2 separate regions of the Homo sapiens genome follow, and region 2 is linked to region 1. Evidence: chromatin loops called from intact Hi-C (ENCODE). Cell type or tissue: MCF 10A. All regions are shown on one strand. Each heading gives the region's core, and the rest is flanking DNA. Links, peaks and the distances in the headings are about the cores only. Region 1 has its middle 94 kb from the start of MAOA. Region 2 has its middle 11 kb from the start of NDP-AS1.

Region 1 (5,383 bases), core at 123-5,122:
TCCAACCAGTTTTTTGCCTTGCAAGATCTGCCTTAAAAACAACCCCCAAATTGAAAACCCTGTGAACCCTCCCCCAATTTTTCCACTTTGAGACACTAGTAAGACTGTCAATGCGATGTTCTTCCTTATGCAATGTGTCTGATAAACTTAGCTTTTCTTGATTGACATGTTTTCTGATGATCTTTTGGGAAGTCAATGGTTGGCAAGTGCCTGGTAGGATACTCTTGCTTTGGGGCTTGGCCATCTAAAGGGATGCCTGAGCAGGTTCATGTGAAAGTCCAGTATTCAGTTGTGTGCAGAGTCTGAAAGAAATTCAGTTATTGGGGTTAAAGAATAGAAATTTCTCTTCTGTCGTTTATTAAAGGTACAAACTTGGAATCTAGTTTCGTGCTTATGTAAGACAAATACATTTGCTTCTCAGGATCCCAGATGCAAGCCTTTTCAGGCTTTGTAGAAGACAAAGCTGGATAGAAGCTATATTGGGGTGTGTGTGTGATAGGGAAGAGGGTAGGCATTGGTGGAAGCAGGGCAGAGCCATGTGGTTTTAAATCATTAAAAGTTCTACTTGCTGCTCCAAATTCAGGTGCCTGGAACAGCAGGGATTTAAGGACAGACCAATTGTGGCATTTAACTCTTGGTTTTCAAAAATATTGAGGCCCATATGGTAGGCTAGACAATAGCCTGGCTGAAGATGTTCACGTCCTAACTCTGGGGCAAATGAATATGTTACCTTACATGGCAAAGGGACTTTGCAGATGTGATTAAGGATTATAAAATAGGGAGATAATCCTCATGGGCCCAATGTACTCACAAAGGTTCTCTTAAGAGGGAGGCAGGAGGCTCAAAGTGAGGAGGAGATGGTGCATCCATGGAAACAAGAGATTGGAGTGATGCAGCCACAAGCCAAGGAATGCTAGCAGCCTTTGGAAACAGAAAGAGGCAAGGAATGAGTTCTCCCTTGGAGCTTCCAGAAGGAACCATTCCTGCTAACACCTTGATTTTAGCCCTGTAAGACTCATTTTGAACTTTTGACTTCCAGAACTGTAAAATAATAAGCTTGTGTTGTTTTAAGCTACTAAGCTTGTGCCATTTTGCTACAGGGGCAATAGGACATTAATACAGCCAACAAAATTAAAATGGCTGATATAGCAAAGGTGGTCAGGCTGCTTGAGGGAGAAGCTGACTTACCCTCACTCCCTTTGGCCTGTCTGAACTGGCCCCATCTCTCAGTGGACTTACCTTTCAGATGTATCCTCCAGCCAGCTCTACACAGTCTAAATATAAGGCCCATCTAATACCAGCTGCCTCATTGGACTCATCTAGGGACCTCATACCTGCATCTTCCATGTTTGCTAGTTGATGTGATAGAATAGTCTATAGTAGCCAGATGAATACACGACACCAGGCAAACAGACCTCCTTTGCTCATTTTCTTAATGTAAACCTAATTCACTGCCAGATGTATTACATATTTAGTGTATGTCTGGCATGGGGTACACAGTTTACCAGCTTAGATGTTGATCTTGCTGAAGACAGAGTTGCCAAGGTTTAGTTCCACTGAAATCCCATATAGTGAACCCACGGGACACTTATGTACCATTCCAGATGCCAGCCACTATTAGGTGTATGTTTTCTGAATTTGTACAGCCCCAAATAATCTAGGGTGCTCTGAGGACCTCTAAGGTGGTCCAAGCACTATACAGTGCCTAAAAGAAACACAATTTTGACGCCCAAATCTTAAAAGTAATGTAAATATTTACTATACCACAAAACTCCTAGCCAAACTTAGGAAGCTTCCTTCCTTCCTTCTTTCCTTCTTTCCTTCCATCTCCTTAGGTTGTCAAAACAGCTTTTGAAAGCCCCTTCTTCTCCCATCATTCTCAGCAAACTAACGCAGGAACAGAAAACCAAACACTGCATGTTCTCACTCATAAGTGGGAGTTGAACAATGAGAACACATGGACACAGGGAGAGGAACATCACACACCAGGGCCTGAGGGGGCAAGAGGACGGAGAGCATTAGGACAAATACCTAATGCATGCAGGGCTTAAGACCTAGATGACGGGTTGATAGGTGCAGCAAACCACCATGGCACATGTATATCTATGCAACAAACCTTCATGTTCTGCACATGTATCCCAGAACTTAAAATAAAATCGAAAGAGAAAACCCCTTCTTCTGTCCAGCTGCACTCCTCCACAGCCCCAAGTTGCCTTTCTGAAACTTTCTCCTCTCCCCAGCTCCCTTCTCCTGCTTTCCCCAGATTACTTCCCTGCCCTTTCTAAGGTGAAAGCAATTCCACCTGTCTCATCTCCCATCGATGTTCTTTTCACCCATTACCCAGATGCACACAACAGAGGCTGAAAAACCAAGAAGTTCTAACAAAAAACCTTCCTGAGAGATTAGGGCAGAGGAAAGGCTGCAAATATTAGATATCAATATTGATCCATGTCACAACTGAAAACAAAGTAAGAGAGTGCAGGCAAATGTGTTGGAGGAAATTCTGGGTGGAGGTGACGCTTCTTAGTTTCCCCAAGAGCGAGGCTGTCTTGAATACTTTAGGATTTCCACTAGAAGGAAACAACACTAATTGGCCAGAAGATGGCACTCTTTTAAAACAAATTGGGGCCGCCCCCTAGCACAGGTGCTGGAAGATAGTCAATCACAGTCGTTAAAGAGCTCCAAGTGCAGAGAAGGGCTGGGCAGACAGGGGAACAGTAAAAGACTGATGGGGTGAACTACGGTCAATGGGACAAATAGGACTTAACAGTCAGCACTTATTAGTTGCAGATGTGGTTTTCTTTACCATTTAGTCATGCCATTTCTATTTTTTACTTCCTGTCTCACTATGTGGTGTCCTTAGTCTCTTGCCACACAGTGATGCTTATGGAGGCCTGAGGATTCTGGTAACTTCCTCTTAAATCGTGCTTCCCCTGCATTCCTAGCACCTCATGCTTTTCTGTAATAGCACTGACCAGAGCCACAATTAATGTGTTCCACAGTATCTACAATCAACTGTGTGCTCCATGAGGTGGGCTGTGTCTTGTACACTGCTGAATCACAGCATGGTGCCTACCTACCACATAGTAGGTGCTCAATAAGTAGGTGTTGAATGATTGTAAGAAATTCAAGGTAATAACTGCTCGCAAAACTTAAGCAGTGCTTCCTTTCTGCTATTCTAAAAGGTTGATGGAGAAGAGCTGATGCCTACTGAGTGCTTGCTGCATTAAGCCGTTACCTGCATTATCTCTGTTTTCCCATCAATTCTGTAAGACAGGTACTTCAAGCCACAGTACTTATCTAGGGGCATGTAAAAAGTAAATGACACAAGGTGCAGGGGTGCCCTATATCAATCCATCAAGATTCTCATTACTGCACTACTCTGTGGACCTTTAAGCACCCCACCCCCGCCAATCTTCGTCTCTTTCCCTGTCCCTACCTCCCCATCCCCCAGCACACACCCACACCTCTTTCCTCCACTCTATTTCACCCATAGACCTCGGTGGTTTGTGGAAAATATATGAGGCCCATTAATAGGAAAACCTGGTTCCCATTGAGGTGTTACTGTTTGGAGTGTAAATAAATAGTAGCCTTTGATGGATCACACGTGCATTAAGGGGAGGTCTTACTTGAAGGGCCCACAGCCCACCTTGAATGAATGGCAAGTTTCCTCAAGCCAGCTTTTTCACATGAGGCTTCCAAAGCTGCTTTTCAGAAACTTGGCTCCAGGCTGAGACAACCAGTTCACATCTACTGTCACTTTGAGACCTGCTTTTGCCTTCAAACTCTGAAAAGAATGGCCTTGATCAAGGAAGAGAGCCAAGCCCTGGGCTCTGATAGAGGAAAGAGAACTGTTACTATTACCTAGTACCTTCCTTTGTTTTCATCCTCTTCCTCTAATGTCTCAGTCAGCTTCCTTAGGCTAAGGGGCATGCCTTGCACATTTACCACCACCTCAGTGTAAAGCAAGGAGTATAGTTTGAAAAAATTAATACACTCAATGTTGATGTCCTGTTTGCTGAAATTATATCATAGCACAGAATAAATGTTAATAGAAGAGCGGTGATTTCTATCTCACTGCAAATATGTGGTTTTTCCAATAAAGTCTGACACTGCTCTCGTCAATCGTGACATTCACATAGCAGGAGATAAACACTGCCACGGTATGCTGGGCTGGGGAAGGGTAATTTCTTAAGGGAGATTTCTGGTCTAAGAAGACTTTTTTCTGTCTTTGTTTTTCTTTTTTGCCATTCCAACCCAGGCCTCTCCTACTCACTCCAGGTAGTTTTACAAAGTGGTTGCTGATCTTTGTGCTTATTTCTCAGAAAATCAGACATCCAAAAAGAACTTGTAAGTGATGGAAAATACATCATTTAAGTGATGCAAAACCAAACCTTGCACTTCTTTATCAAGGACTTGAAGACAACTTGGACATGTGAACCAAGCCTTCAAATGTGTTTTATTTTTTATTTTATTTTATTTTTATTTATTTTATTTATTTTTATTTTTTTATTTTTTTTGAGACAGAGTCTCACTCCGTCACCAGGGCTGGAGTGCAGTGGCACGATCTTGGCTCACTGCAACCTCCGCCTCCCTAGTTCAAGCGATTCTCCTGCCTCAGCTTCCTGAATAGCTGGGACTACAGGCACTTGCCACCACGCCCAGCTAATTTTTGTATTTTTAGTAGAGACGGGGTTTCACCATGTTGGCCAGGATGGTCTCGATCTCTTGACCTCGTGATCCGCCCGCCTTGGCCTCCCAAAGTGCTGGGATTACAGGCGTGAGCCACCGTGCCCGGCCTTTTATTTTTTGAGACAGAGTTTTGCTCTTGTCATCCAGGCTGGAGTGCAATGGCGCGATCTCGGCTCACTGCAACCTCTGCCTCCCAGGTTCAAGTGATTCTCCTGTCTCAGCCTCCCAAGTAGTTGGGATTACAGGCATGCACCACCACGCTGGGCTAATTTTTGTATTTTTAGTAGAGACAGGATTTCACCATGTTGGTCAGGCTGGTCTTGAACTCCTTACCTCAAATAATCCACCTGCCTCGGCCTCCCAAAGTGCTGGGATTAGAGGTGTGAGCCACTGCACCCACCCCAAATGTGTTTTAATTGATCAGCAATCTTTTCAAGGAATTTGAATATAAATGCTCTTTAGAAGGGCACATACTTCCTAGGTCAGCCAGTCCTCAGTATTCCCAAATGTCTTATGTCTGCTGCTGTTCGTTTTTAGCTGCCCAACTCCTGAAGACATTGAATTTAGGACTCCTCTTTAGAAATGCTTATTTTTCCCTTTGATCTTTCTGTTAGTTTTCTGTAGATGGGGCTCATTCATTGAGACAGAGATTGAATTATTTCCAGGGTTCCTTCCAATTCTGATTTTTTTT
Region 2 (5,383 bases), core at 98-5,097, 190 kb before region 1:
TAGCATTGCTGATAATGCATCATTCATCTTGAGAATTTAAAATATTAAATTCCATATTTTATGGAAATGTGTCTCATTTTTCCTTTTCATTTCCTCCTAGCTCACTCTTCCTCCCTCTTCCCTTCTAACAAAGGCTCCAAGCAGCAGATGGATGGGAAGGGATTGGGGGTTGTTCAGTGGTGGGTGGGTCAGCTTTCCCTTTGCTTTTGTGCATTGAAGCCCTGGATATATGCCAGGGGTATTTGACTAAAAAAGAAAGAGAGATACAAGCATTTAGTCAGAGTGCTCATCCATAATTAAGTTGCTTAGTTGCAGGGCCATCAAAGGAAAACTTCAAATACCCTGATAGCAAAAGCCACCTGTGCTGAAAGCAGAGAAGCAGGATCATGCAGGGGAAATGCAGAGCCATGGCAGATACTCAGAAACAGTGGGCAGAGAGGACATTTTGAAAGACAAAGGCAAGGCCCCAGGCTGTGAGTCAGAGGAAACTGGCAAGAGTTTGTTGAATCTAGACTCGCAATCTATTGCTGGGGCCTGTTTTCATAAGCGAGAGCCTTCAGCCTTTCTTTGTGCAGTGTGTTGCCTTAAACAGGAGTGTCTGCTTTTAAGATAAGAAGTCAATGACATCCCTCATAGAATCTTTACTTTGTATCAAGGATGGTGCTAGACAGGATAGATACACTAATTTAATCTTCTCAACAATTTTTTAAAGATTTATTTATTTATGTGTAGACAGTCTCACTCTGTTTCCCATGCTGGAATGCAACGTTGCAATCATAGCTCACTGCGGCCTCAAACTCCTGGGCTCAAGAGGTCCTCCTTCCCCAACCACCCAAGTAGCTGGGACTACAGGCCTACACCACCATGCCCAGCTATTTTTTAAATTTTGTAGAGACAAAGTCTCGCTATGTTGCCCGGCCTGGTCTTGAACTCCTGGCCTCAAGTGATCCTCCTGCCTCAACCTCCCAAAGTGCTAGGATTACAGGCCTGAATCACCGCTGAGCCTAAAATCTTTTTAGTTAACCACATCTTACAGACAAGGAAACCAAAGCCTAGAGAAGTTGTATGATTTTCCCCAAGTCTCACAGCCAGTAAAGGACAGGGGTAAACTTCGACCACAGATCTCTGTGTCTACTAAGCTTAAGATTCCTTGTTGTTTCATCCACCCTCCCTCCTCACACCTACCTGGGTTTGACCCTTATACAAGGCACTTTCCCATTGGATGACTACATCAAAGTACCTGGTCAGGATCAAAGGTAAATTTCTTCTAAAAACCACATGCCACCCAAGTCTTTTATAAAACCAGCGTGTATTTCTAAAACGTCTTTGGGAGCACATGAGCTTCCAGGGACTCTGGGGACTCCAACGAAACACCGGGGCCCCTATAAAATTAAAACTTCCCGAGGAAATTTTAAGTCAGACTTCTCTTGGCCTTGAGTCCAAATAATTTCAGTGAAAGTTGGCTGAGCTTAAGAATTGTATAACAAAGACTTGCCTGGGTCATTTTATTTTGCTCCCCGCAATGATATGAAAGAGAGGTAAGGGACCGGGCCATCTATATAATCTTCCCAAAACCCAGGGCCACACTGATGGCAGAATTGGTGGGGCCCCTAGAGATAATGGCCTTGCTTTAGAAATGAAAGGCTCAAAGAGGTTAAAGTCACAAACCTAGGACACAGTAATGCAGGACTGGAGCCTCAATCGCTCAGGCCCAAGCTAATGGTTATTATTGGATGTCTGCCCCATTCTTCTTCCCAACCCTGCCCCCCTGACTCCTGCACTCATGGCCAAGTTTAGATAAGGCTCAATTTCAGAGTGAATTTAGGCCAACACAGCTTCTGATACACATGGACTACGCTTTTACCTCTTTCAAACAGGCAAGCGCTACAGACAACATGCACTTCTCCAGGAATACAACCTAAGTCACAGACACATAGTATACAGTAGGGGCCTACTGTGTCATTCCAGGTAGGCAAAAGTTTTCAGAGTATCAGTCTCCCAAATAATTATATCATCAGAGCAAAAAGCATTTTGAGCAACATGCACATTGACAGTCAAGACATTTGGTATGAAGCCTTTAGATGGTGCTAATGGTCTACTATAACACAAAATCTGCAAGTACTCTTTTAAACTTGAAATCAAAGAGGTGGATGAGACCTCAAGAGTCTAGCTATATTTCAAACATCCTGTGCCCAGTCAGGGAAACCCATTCACAGATTTGGAGGCATCTTGACAAGAATAAATTTCTGGGGCATTGGTTGCCACAGCAAAGTTTTGGTGATGCTAAATGTACCAAGTTATTCTGGGCAGGTCTCATGCAATCCATGCCATCAGTCAATACTTTAAACACGAATATACATCCTCTGGATTCAGATTTATCTTGTGTCTTTGTGTATTGACTGGAGCTTGTGGCAATCTTGGTTCATAATGTCTGATTATGTTGCTGGATTGTGCGTTGGAGCCATTCATTTTGTGGAACAATTTTCTTCAGGAAAGCCTCATTCATTCAATTAAGAAAGAACTGGTAAAATTCTAGCATCATTCATTTTTTTCTTGCTCTGAAAAGAGGGATGGGGAAGAGCACATCACACTATAGCAACATTTCTACAACAGGCTTTTATGTCTTCTTTCTTTTTCTTTTCCACACGTTGTGAGTTCCTGAGACTCCATCAGTCTCAGAGTCCTGCCAAAAGAGACAATGCTTTGCTATCCAATTTTTCTTATGCATTGAGAAGCCCTGGACATTGATGACGTTTTCTCTGCAGGAAGGAAAATAACTTCTTGTCCATTCACATGGATGGCTCTGCACATGTGGGAGCTGACATAGGTTTCCAAAGTCAGATGTCACACCTAATATAGATACATGGTGCTTATGGGAATGTGTGCTTGCATGTATATGTATCTCCACTCTGATTAGAAGAACGACTCAGGAGCAAGAAGGGGGCAAAAGTCAGGATGGAGGTGAAGTTCCCATCCAGAACACTGAACAAGAAAAAGGTTTGGGAGGATCATGGTGCCATTATTATAATGTCTGGATTTCTATTATAGTGGAAAAAAATATTTTTTCCAGAAAGTTCATGTCGGGGTGGAATTAGATTCAAAGGGATGGAAATCTTGAGGAGATAGATTTCAATTCAATTCCAATGGAATTTTTCAGTTTTTAAAAATTAAAAAAAATCTGACTTACAGAAGAGTTGCAAAAATGTAAAAGGACACCCATATGCTGTTCACCTAGGTTCCTCAATTGTTAATATTTTGCAGTATTTTCTTCCTTTGTCTCTCTCTCTCTCTATATATATATATAATTACTATTTGACAGTAAGCAGCATTATAATATCCCCTTGTTTTATATATGTGTGTTACTATTTGACAGTAAACAGCATTATTTATATATAAATATATGTATATGCAAGCACATATTCCCACTATATATATAATACATGTATGTTATATATATGTTACTATTTGACAGTAAACAGCATTATAATATCCCTTTATTCCTCGATATTTCATCTTGCATTTCCTAAGAACAAGGACATTCTCTTACATAACCAGGGTAAAATGATACTAAAATTTCAGCAATTGTCTCATTGATGAACTTGTAACAATATTTTTCCCTCTGATCCAGGATCCACTAGGATACATTACTGGTGATGTTAATAAATATGAACTGTTTAAGATTTAGGATTTTCAAAACTGAAAGAGGCTATATCACAAATCAAATTTTAAGTATCAGCACAGCAAATATATCATATAGGAGACACCAGCTTGACGTGTGTGGCAGAGTAAATGACCTTTTTGAATAAATAACCAAAACCTTTATGGTTAGGACTTTTTGTGTCCTGTGTAGGAAATTTTGTCTGATCCAAAGTTATGAAGATGTCCTCCTATGTCTTCTTCTGGAATCTTATAGCTCCAGGCTTTATATTCAGGTTTATGATCTATTCTGAATAAATTTTTGTCAATGGTGTAGAGGTCGAAGTTCTTTTTTTAAATTTTATCCAATTGCTCTGGTTCCATTTGTTTAAAACATTACAGTCCTGCTAATCTTCAGAAATCTTGCATAGATGAAGAAATTTGGCCAAAGAGTTGCACCCTGATACAGAGCTGGGTGGAGAGGGCACTGCGTTGAGAGGTGTGGTCATATGAGGTGGAGAGGGATTGTATTCTTTTGGCTTGAATGTCAGTCATTGGAAATTAGTCCTGGGGGTCTGCGATGTGACTTGTGGTCTTCCTCCTGAATTTCAGAAAATCACAAGAGACTTGCTTGCTGTTTCAGAAAACTCCCATCAATGACCTGGTTGAACGGTAAATTACCACTCAGGTGAGGTTGTTCCTGCCCTAAAAGCTGCAACCGAGAGTCTAGCAGTGCCCAAAGGCAGTAAGTATATGGATCAGAATTTCAGTGTGGATTCAACCTGAAAACTATAGGATGCTGTGAGAGTTTTTTTTCAGGGAAAGGGGACGAATTTAGTTGGAACATGGGGTTTCCAAAGAAGAGACATTCAGGCTGAGACTTGAAGGACGAGCAAAAGAGAGCCAGGTGAAGAAGAGGGTTTGGATGGTGCCAAACACATAAGGGAGGTGGAGGAGCTGGCATCCAGCTGGCAGCCACACAGACTGGGAAGTGAGAAGCTGGGCAGGGGATGGAGGAGCATAAATATGACATGGGAAAGCAGGCAGGGTCTGACTTGCCTTGCCAAGGACTCCCTATTTAATAAATAGTGCTCGGATAACTGGCTAGACTTATGTGGAAGATTGAAACTAAACCCCTTCCTTACACCATATACAAAAATCACTCTGGGAGGCCGAGGCAAGTGGATCACCTGAGGTCAGGAGTTGGAGACCAGCCTGGCCAACATGGTGAAACCCTGTCTCTACTAAAATTACAAAATTTAGCCAGTTGTGGTGGCACATGCCTGTGGCAGTAGAATCGCTCAAACTTGGGAAGAGGAGGTGACAGAGCGAGACTCTCTCTGTTTTTTGTTTTTTGAGACAGACTCTCACTCTGTCACCCAGGCTGAAGTGCAGTGGTGGGATCTCAGCTCACTGCAACCTCCTCCTCCTCCTCCCAAGTTCGAGCAATTCTACTGCCTCAGCCTCCTGAGTAGCTGGGACCACAGGGGTGCCCCACCACAACTGGCTAAATTTTGTATTTTTAGTAGAGACAGGGTTTCACCAGGCATAAGTCTAGCCAATTATCCCAGCACCATTTATTAACTAAGGAGTCCTTTTTCCATTGCTTGTTATTGTCAGCTTTGTCGAAGATCAGATGGTTGTAGGTGTGTGACTTCATTTCCGGGTTCTCTAACCTGTTCCACTGATCTATGTGTCTGTTTTTGTACCAGAGTAATGCTATTTTAGTTACTGTAGCCTTGTAGTA

The links. Hi-C counts contacts between places; a loop is a spot of excess contacts. Peaks named below come from ENCODE experiments on the same cell type or tissue, not always from the same donor. Only the 100,000 strongest peaks of a DNase experiment are listed, where the experiment ranks them.
Region 2: it touches region 1 in a loop (9-fold over the local background); 3 of 110 quality-filtered maps call a loop at or near these places.

Annotation. Positions count from the first base shown.
Region 1 is chrX:43,747,804-43,753,186 of GRCh38, reverse strand. No RefSeq gene overlaps it. Among named protein-coding and RNA genes, the nearest start is that of MAOA, 94 kb to the right of the region's middle. In MCF 10A, for the core only: a CTCF peak has its summit at 2,596 (motif pointing right); a DNase peak (open chromatin) is centred at 2,636.
Region 2 is chrX:43,936,095-43,941,477 of GRCh38, reverse strand. No RefSeq gene overlaps it. Among named protein-coding and RNA genes, the nearest start is that of NDP-AS1, 11 kb to the left of the region's middle. In MCF 10A, for the core only: a CTCF peak has its summit at 2,065; a DNase peak (open chromatin) is centred at 477.